Regions from separate parts of the Mus musculus genome. Here region 1 is linked to region 2. The links are chromatin contacts, found by Hi-C or POLR2A ChIA-PET in ENCODE. All regions are on one chromosome and are shown on one strand. Each heading gives the region's core, a stretch centred on a gene start or an enhancer-like site at or near the end of the contact. The rest is flanking DNA. Distances are from core to core; before and after follow the strand shown.

What was found. Hi-C counts contacts between places; a loop is a spot of excess contacts on that map. ChIA-PET counts read pairs that join two places held with the same protein, here RNA polymerase II (POLR2A).
Region 1: a loop to region 2 is called in a map of v-Abl transformed pro-B cells, with 4 times the contacts of the local background. The contact joins the promoter of 4933404K13Rik here to the promoter of 1700027J07Rik in region 2. A Hi-C loop is called at or near these places in 4 of 37 maps with a recorded cell type or tissue (CH12.LX, mature B cell and v-Abl transformed pro-B cells). POLR2A ChIA-PET finds 5 or more read pairs at or near these places in 1 of 5 experiments (embryonic stem cell).

What each region holds. Positions count from the first base shown.
Region 1 is chr10:43,822,451-43,827,634 of GRCm38, forward strand. It overlaps 4933404K13Rik (RIKEN cDNA 4933404K13 gene), which reads left to right and starts at 3,457. Exons shown (of 3, transcript NR_131055.1): 1 at 3,457-3,536.
Region 2 is chr10:43,744,751-43,749,391 of GRCm38, forward strand. It overlaps 1700027J07Rik (RIKEN cDNA 1700027J07 gene), which reads left to right and starts at 1,408. Exons shown (of 4, transcript NR_040581.2): 1 at 1,408-1,905. RefSeq lists an enhancer at 1,388-1,928.

The DNA.
Region 1 (5,184 bases), core at 2,207-4,706, 80 kb after region 2:
AAGAAAAAAGAAATAAGCTACACACTCAGGTCTTTTTATTATTATTAAAGATTTTAACACACACACACACACACACACACACACACACACACACACACATATATATATATGACAAGTACATGGTAGCTGTCTTCAGACACAGATGGTTGTGAGCCACCATGTGGTTGCTAGGAATTGAACTCAGGACATCTGGAAGAGCAGGCAATGCTCTTAACCTCTGAGACATCTCTCCAGCCCCATACTCAGGTCTTAAAAGATTTATTGATTTTTTTTTAAATTTCATGTGTATGTGTGTTTTGCCAGCATGTATGTCTGTGTAGCATATTTGTGCAATGCTCACAGAGGCCAGAAGAGGGCCCTGAATCCCCTGGGACTGGAGTTACAGGTGGTTGAGAGCTGCTGTGTAGGTGCTGGAAACAGAACCCAGCTCTTCTGCAAGATCAGCCAGTGCTCTTAACCTCTCCAAACGATGTTTTAAATTTTATTTATTTGTTTATTTTTTAAATTTTGAGACAAGATTTCTCTACTATGTGACTCTGCATGTCCAGGAATTTACTCTGTAGAATAGGCTGCCCTCCAACTCACAGAGATCCTCCTGCCTCTGCCTCCCTCAGGCTGAGATTAAAGGGGTGTACTTCCACACCTAGCTCTCCAGCCTTTATTCTGCCTCTTTGAATGTCTTTATTTTGAGACAGAGTCTCATGAAGTTACCCAAACTGGCCTCCTATTTGTAATGCTCCTGCCTCAGTCAACCAACTAGCTATATTTGTGCAACTACAGTGGCTGTACCACTCCCTAACTTAATGTGCCACTTGAGCTAACATTAGGAATTCTATTTTTTTTTCTAATTTAAATTCTTGTTAGAATTTAAACCACATATGTAAACTTGTTCAGTGGTCATATAAACTTGTAAAATTTTCAAAAGAATACAAACATCAGGGTTAAGGAGATGGCTTCATTGGTTAAATGCTTTCCACATAAGCATGAAGACCTGAGTAGAGATTCCAGCACCCATGTAGATAATCAGGTCTATAATCCTGGTAATGGGGAGGCAGAGACTTCTGGATCCCTGAAGCTTCCTGCCCAGTCAGTGAAGCCAAATCAGTAAGCCCTAGGACCAGTTAAAGACCTTGTCTCCAAAAATAAGGCAGAGTATGACTGACGAAGACCACCTCCGCTGGCCCCTCGCCTCCACATGTGTATGTGGGTGCATGTAAACACACAAATATATGTGTAGACATTCTTTACACAAAGCACACAAAACTTGGACAAGCCTCTTAGTTTGGGGAGGGGCAATATATGGCTTACACTGACCTTACTACTCTTTAATCAGAGAGCAAGTATAAGCAAGCTATGAAGAATGTGTTAGAATAACCACAAGAAGTAAGTGACGATTGTCCAGTTGTCTGTGTGAGTGCTAGGCCACAGCTGAGTGCCATACAGGAGGAAATGCCAGGAATCTCCATAAACCCAGAAGGTACAATAAAATTCCAAAATATCTGTTTCTCAGATCGCAGAACTCTTGTCCCTAGAAGGGACTGTCCTTCAATCAAATGACTTGCTAACACATCTTAGTTTTTAAAGAGCTTCCTGAATGAGCACTAATAGCAAGGACCACGCTTTCCAAAACACTGGGCCCTTGGCAGTCTGTGACACAGAGCAAGAAAGAATTCTGCTAGACATCTACATGAGCCACAAAAAGTATCAATGTATGCAAACACATAAGCCTGATCGAGGCACCTGGAGACCAAGCCAGCTTCCTGCTGCTGACGTGATCTCAGACAGTCTCTATGCCCTCTGGGTCCCATCAGCAAAATGAAGGTGGATGGTGGCAGCTGCTGTGTTCCCCACAAGACTGAACATCTGAGAAAGCTTCACGACTCACTGACTAAACCACCAGTGTCTTACTGTTCTTGTCGAAAGGTAATGAGAAAATCAAATTGTATCCCATTAAGGAAATATGTTTATAACTAAATTACCCCTGAGAACTTCATGCTTCCTGGAAAGGTCTTTCATTGCTCTCCTAATATGAAATTTACCAGGAAACCCATGTTTTTCTGAGTAGCCAGTAAACATATTTTGAAATGTTTTATTCTATGACAGCCTCTTTTGGCCATCTACATGTGATTTGTTGGAAGAGATCCTAGACAGATATTATTATTATTATTATTATTATTATTATTATTATTATTATTATTATTATTAAAAGGGATAAAAATCAATCAAATAGCCCAGAAGCATCTCACTGGGAGGAGACCCATTCTTCAATCAAACTCGCCACAAGTCCACTGTCACAAACTCAGCCTGATCACCATGCCCATGTCCACAAGACCTTACTGGTCCTGTGCCTGTTAACCATATACAGTAGTTACTGTGTCTGAGTTTAATATCGTTCCCCTTCCTTCTTGCCTAAAATACATGTACAATGTTCTTTGCCACATCTGCATTTAAAAAAAAAAAAAAAACCAAAACCACTTAGTGCTTAGAGCACAGTTCTGTCAGGGAATAGAGGGAGAGCTTTCAGAAGTGTACTTTTACACAGCTGCCTTTGCTTAGTCACTGTGCCCCAGTGTTTTCATCTGAAAAAATGGGCACACTACTCTCCAACCCTGAGCTTACTTTACAGTGGTCAGTATTAACCAGTTTACCGTACAAAACTGAACAAGAACAGGCCTGGCTTTGTGTAATCCAAACTTCATATCAAATTCTAAGGTAATGTGATTTTTCACGGTGTTTGTTGGGTAAGTTGTCCGAGAAGGTGGTTTGACCTAAGTCTGGAAGGAAGCAACTGAAATGACTTGGTAGAGAAAGATGTGTTGGTTTTCCTTGGCCATAATCACTTACTTACTCATAATTCTATAATTTGAGAAACAAGTGTGTCCAGACACGGCCTCTGGGCCAAACATAGTTATGAGAGTGGTCTGATCAAAATTTGTAAACTTGCTGAAAGTTTGGTGTGCATGTATGTGAGAGTGTGGTGTGTAATGTGTACATGCATGTGTGCATGTGTGTGTATATGTGGTGTATGTGTGTGTGTATGTGTGATGAAAGTGGTCTGATTGAAACTTGTAAACTTGCTGAAAGTGTGTGTGTCTGTGTGAGTGTGGTGTGTGTGTGTGTGTGTGCGTGCATGTGTGTATGTGTTGTGTGTGTGCGTGCGTGCGTGTGTATGTGTGGTGTGAGTGCGCGCACGTGTGTGCATGTGTGTGTATATGTGGCATATGTGTGTGTGTGCATGTGTTCATAACACGATTGCAGGATTTTTTTTAGCATGAACTTTGTAGATGAAAATGCCGTGTTGTAATGTCAAAAGATTAAACACATAAAATATGGGTTGGCAGGTGTGACCAATCTTTGCTTGTTTCAGGATTTTCCCTGTCCAATCACATTAGGGCAGTGGGAGACCTGTGATTGGACAGAGAACGGGAGGCGGGGCTAAGAGTCTCAGAGTTTGTCAGAGGGGAGGAGAAGCAAAATGGCTGCTGACGTATACCCGAGTTTTATTTTCCAGCCACAAGTAGCCTTGATTTCATAAGGTTAGAAATATTGGAATAAGACTTTTATCATTATCAATTGGCTCTGAAATTATTGTATTGGCATCTTGTAAATTGTAATTCTATTGATACATAAATCTGCTTGGTTAAGCTTTGAGAGTCTTGATTCTACCGGATAATTAGGTGTTGAGATGACCAACCATGGGATGCGTAGGGCATTGCGTGGTAGTGAGAGGAACTGGGGACGCTGGAGAGATGGCCCGGAGGGAGCTGTGTGGTCCTGCTTGGCCAGAGTTGGCGAGCCGGCAGGAGCGCGGGAGCGTGATCCGGCCCTGCAGAGCATTGTGGGTTCATCTTTTAAATATTTCCCGCAGCTGACTGGGCCACTCAAGATGGTGTCTTTATATACAGTACGGACATATCAGGAAGCAGTGGGCCAGGGATCTCTCAGTCCTTATAGTTTCTCTTGCTCTTCTCATGGTCATGGTGGCTTATCTTTTTAGAGTGTGCCCAGCTACCCCTAAAGCAGGGAATCTTTTGCCTGTGTTGAGACTCTCAAGAACTTCGCTGTATTTTACCGGTGAAAGAAGTCCCAGGATCAGTCTCCAGAGGAGGGCTGTGTTACTCAACATTCAACCACTATAGCAAGCCCCAGAGGTGATCAGTTTATAAAGAGGAAAGGTTTCGCTGGCTCGTGGATTCACAAATTTCAGCCATGTTCAGGTGGGAAGGCTGAAGGATCACTGAAGGAGGAGATGCTGAAGCCGTTCAATTCACAGTGAGGGGACAAAAAGAAAGGAAGACAGGCTTAAGTGCTCACTTATCCTCTTAAATGGTGCACTTCCAGGGGCCCAAAGCCTCATCGAAGGCCCCACTACTCAAAGGCTTCCCTGCCTCCCACCCGAGCCCTCCCAAAGACAGAATATTTAATACTCAGAACTTTATACCAAAACGTAAGAAGGAACTAGAGCTGACCAAGAGGAGCAGGAAGCACGGTTCACTGGATCCACTGTGAAATGGGCTAACGCGGAGATAAGTCAGAAGGCCTCCTGGGATCAACCAAGGTGAGCAGAGGAGGCCTGAAAACGGGTACTTAGCTGTCGATTTAAATAGAAACACCACCTGCAGCTTTATTTGGTTCTAAAATAGTTCTTGGCTAGGGGATGTAGCTCAGTGTTAAGACTTACCTACCATGTTGGTTCATGGCCAGAACTGCAAAAGAACAACCATATCATGGTATACACCCTGTGTTAATTAGCTTCCTGTCACTGTGACAAAAAAATTAAATAAAACAAAGCAAAAAAAAAAAAAAAAAAAAAAAAAAAAAAAAAAAAACCCTGGGAAAACTTAAAGGAGGAAATATTTATTTTGGCTGATGCTGGGTGGATTCTGGGCTTTAGTAAGACAAGCCATGTGACAGAAAGTGTGGGAGCACATGGTGGAACAGAATAGCTCTCTGCAAGTATCTGGGCCCCAGCGGGGTGACAGAGAAGTGCCCTTCAAAAAAAGCATCCTCCCAGTGGTCACTTCCTCCAAAGGGCTCAGGCAGTAACGCTCCGTCGCCAGCTGGTGGCGCTGTTTGAGGTGGCTTCAGAGGCAAAGCCTCGGGTCTCTGGAGGTTGGCTTTGAGTGTTCACAGACTTGCCCCACTTCAAGTTCTGTTTCATTCTTGCTGTAGATGAGGTCTCTC
Region 2 (4,641 bases), core at 158-2,657:
CAAGGAAGCCTCAGTCTTTTTTAGAAATACCACCTGAAAGAAGAGAGATGTGCAATTCTGCAGGCAATGTCATTCTTTTCAGGGATCCTCAATGTGAAATTTAACAGCCTATTCCTTTGTCACTCCTAAGGATGTTGGTGAGAGGGGTATTTAAATCGCCTTTCTGTCACTACAACAAAATGCATGAGATAATCAACTTACAAAGAGGAAAGGTTGTCCAGCTCATGGTTTTAAAGGTTCTACTCCATAACCAAGAAGACCAATTTCTGGCAAGCCTTTGGTGAGGTTGCCGGAGGCAAAGTCTATCTTTAAGCATGTTTGAGCAAACTCCTCATACCATGGCCAGAAGAAGCAAAAGAGAAAAGAGTGGGTACCACAAGAAGATGTGTGCCTCTTCTGGGGCACACATCCAGTGATCTAGGACTTCTCTACTAGATCCCACCTCTCCCCACAATAGCATTGACTGGGGACCATGCCTTCAACGCATGGAGGTACACCAAATCCAAACTATAGCAAGGACTAGGTAGACTCACAACATACAGGCCATGTTGTCTTTGCCACCCGGTGAAGTGAATCACAGAACATCTTTTGAATAGGAACTTTCACCTTTTGTTATATCAGCAGGAATGCAGGCAGCCAGGACTCATCCAATATGTGCAGCTTACCAAAGTCCCAAGTGGACTATATTAATGCTCTGTGCTTAAGCCATACCTCTCAGAATGGGGCTGTGGCTCTGTTACCACAAGTCCTTGCCTCTAACAGGATTGAGACCCTGGGTTCCATTCCCAGCCCATCCTGCACTTCACTAACAGTAATAATAAGCCAGGGTTCCATCCCCAGCCCGTCCTGCATGTCACTAACAGTAATAACCCAGTGAAAACAAGTGTCTCCCACACCCCTCCACGACTAATGACACAGGACACTCAAATATAAAAGGCATGAGTTGCTGGCAGTCATTTCAACTATCTAGAACCCTAAGCTAGTGCACACTTGACTTTTCCTCTGTTCTCCGTTAGGTTGACACTCAGCCAGCCCTCCTGTTTACTAGTTGTCTGAGAGAAATTTAGAAAAACAAAACAAAACAAAAACCAAACAAACAAAAAAATGGTTTTAGTACAACCTAGGTCACATTCTTCTCATGTTGGTTGCTGCATAGTCGGAAGGGGTTACGTCAAGGGAAATTGACACCTACCCTTCTCATTTGCTCTTTGATTTGCACACTCATCAGAAGACTAGAGCCATTTGATACTTCACAAGATGATTCCCCTTAGCAGACACTGAGGGAAGGGGGAGTCACCTGGCCCCAGCATCTGGTAACTGTTCCCATTTCAACTGTTGACTCAATAAATGCCCTTGGGCAAGTCACTGAACCTCTCCACATTTAGTCTCTGGGGAATGAAATCTGCCAACTGTATTATGTGGGTTTGAACCTCACTGCCCTCTGGGATAAAAATAGGAGAGGACCAGGTGTCAGCTGGTCCCAAACTGATGTAAGGATGGCGGCCATGGGATCTCAAAGATGTCCTTGAGCTATAAATTCTATAATAGGGTCACGGGACACAGAGGCCCTCAGGCATTTATTTGGCTTGTGTGATAAATTCCAGCCCTTGAAATTTTTCCAGCCACTCTTGAATACTCTGCCTGGCCCCGCCCCCACTCCTCAGTATTTCTCCCGCCATAATACTCAACTCTGAATGCTGTTGCTTTGTCACAAAACTCTTGGACCGTAAACTTCCCAAGGGAGGAGATAACGTCAGCACAAGCTTCATTGTCAAGTACACACCAGGCAAGTGGGCATACTACGTGAATTGTTTGCCATATGGACGAGTGAATGAAGACTTCCCAGGCTCCAGAGAACATTCCACTCCTCTGCCTCTGGGATCATCCATCCCTGGCCAACATAAGGTAGGATCTGACCCCATTTCCCCACCATACTTACCATCAGTGGTGAGGATCACTGTCATCTTTACTGGATTTACAATCACCTAGAAACATGCCTGTGGGTGTATTGGGGAGGGTGTTTCAACTGATGACTAAGAAAGAGAAAGCTAGCTGAATACCATGAGACACTGTCTCAAGCTCCAGTCTTCATTACTACAACCTGCTCTCACAGCCATCCATGGCGAGGGCACCCTCACTGGGGGGGAGGCTATCCCTCAAACAGTGTGCTGAAGTGAGTCTTTTTTTTTTTTTTTTTAAATGGTTTTTTGAGACAGGGTTTCTCTGTATAGCTGTTGCTGTCCTGGAACTCACTTTGTAGACCAGGCTGGCCTTGAACTCAGAAATCCGCCTGCCTCTGCCTCCCGAGTGCTGGGATATCTAGACCAGGGTGGCCTCAAACTGGTAGAGATCCCTCTGCCTCTACCTTTGTTGCTGGGATCGAAGGCCTATGCCATCATGGCCGGCTCCCTCTATTCATTCTTTAAGGAAGGTTCTCTTTACAGATGTGGAAGAACAGTCTCAAGAGCAGATGTCAACACCATAACCAGAATTGTCCGGATTTTTGACTGAATGTAGGACTCATTTAGAGTCACGTGTCTGATGTTATGTGTAAAGACTGGCCAAAATCTTATCCCTAGCTTACATACAAGCACAGGCAGATAATTAGCCAAACTTCTTCTCTTGACTCTGGCTAAAGGTATCTAGGAAGTCAGGGACAACCATATAAATAACTTTCACGCTGAACTCGGAGACAATGGAAGTAGTTCAGACATCTAAAAACTCAGTGTAAGAGACTCCTAGTGCCACTGCTTGGCACAGAAGGGAGACTCAGCCCTAGAAGGCCTATGCTTCAGGAGAGGGCTTGACTCTCTGGGTTTCCCTATGCCCTCCTCCCTGAACAGATAGTTTCAGATTCCAGTGGAAGTCATCCAACAGACCAAGATCCCTCACTTTCCTCCCAGCATTCCTGCTAAATACAGCATCCAGGTCAACTGGAGTCATCTGCAAGTGCTCTCTCTGGCGCTCTCTTCCCATCTCTTAACTGGGCGTGGGTGTCCTGCACTACTGACTTTCCCATAGTGCTCAGGTGAGAAGCATGTTGTGGGCGGGGCAGTCTCAAGATGTCTGTACCACTGTTGGTTTACTGCTCCTGACTCTTTCTGCTGACGTTGATGTTGTCCCTAGAATTCTCATTCATTCTCTCTCTCTCTCTCTCTCTCTCTCTCTTCTTACCCCCACCCCCACCCCATTTTGGTCCTTTAGTTCCCCACTGGTATTAGTGTTTTCTCTTCAATTTGGAGAACTTGACTAGCTATAATTGCTCTGCTTTGTAGGTCTCTAACATATTTCCCAGGGAGGAGACACGTACTGCCTGATTCTTGGTATATTACGTATGCACCACCTGTTTTCCTGCTTGTCTGGCTTCCATGAAACCCCTGGATATAACACGTAGCCTACTGCTGCTGACTTCTGTAGCCATATTGCCTTCCTGGCTACCGCTGCAAAAAACAGTCCTGCTAACAACAGCTTCCCTTGACTCTTTCCTTCCTTCCTTCCTTCCTTCCTTCCTTCCTTCCTTCCTTCCTTCCTTCCTGGTGAGCAGGTGGAGGCAATAATGGAGGTTGGAACTAGGAACTCAATCTAGCCAAGTGTTTCACCAGCAAGCTACAGCAGCAGCCCTGGCTCTCTTAACTCTAATGCTACTTACTATTCATGGGTTCATGGGCTCTTTCTCTTTTTTTCCTCCCATCTTTGCTCTCAAGCTTGACCAGTGAATTTATGCATAGTATTAATTTTACATGCATCTTTGCATAGTAAGCAAATTATTCTCATTTCCTGCCATTTCCACACCCTACTAGGGGAAGCCCAAAGGACAGCTTCGGGATATACTCTGCCCTTTGTGACCCTGCCCGTTCAGAAGTCAGTCATTTGCTTAACTCATAACCCAACAGACTTAGATGCAAAAGACGGTTAGTTCCATTTCTTTCTGGGAAATTTCAGCAAGTAATAAAAAGATTTGCTAGTATGCCCAGAGATAGGGACATTGATAGTTGGGACCAAATAGTGAGTCATGGCAAAGCCATGAGGGGATTATTTTTAAAGGAGTTTAAATTTTTTCTTCTATGTCGTGAAATAATCATAACTACATAATTTCCCCCTTCCTTTTCTTCAAGCCCTCCTATAAACCTACCCCTTGCTATTTTTCAAATTCATAGTCTCTCCATTAATTGTTGTTATGTAGGTACATGTAGGAATATATATGCATTCCTAACTGAGTGTTAAATTTCAAAGCTCTGGACAAGTAGTCACAAGAAAGAAGAAAACAGTTCCAGGTCTAGAGAAAAGAGAAGCCAAGGAGACTGAGTTAGATAAGAGTTGAAAACCAACGGCCCAACTCTGCAGAATGCTTGGCTCCTGGTAGAAGTTGCTCCAGTTACTCTCCCCCACTATTCTGTGCACCTTTGAGACACAGACCCATCGGGCCAGGGAGGGCTTAACCTGGGTCAGAGGTTAGTCAACAACTTTTTACTGCAGAAGGCAAGACAATAAAAATTTTCAGTTTTGTAGGCTTCAAGTCTCTTGGAACCATAGAAGCATTAAGAGCAGTCAAAGGAACACATACGACTATGTTCTCACAGACCCTTATGGACACGGAAAATTGAACTTTACAAAAAAGAAATATTTTATTTGATACATTTG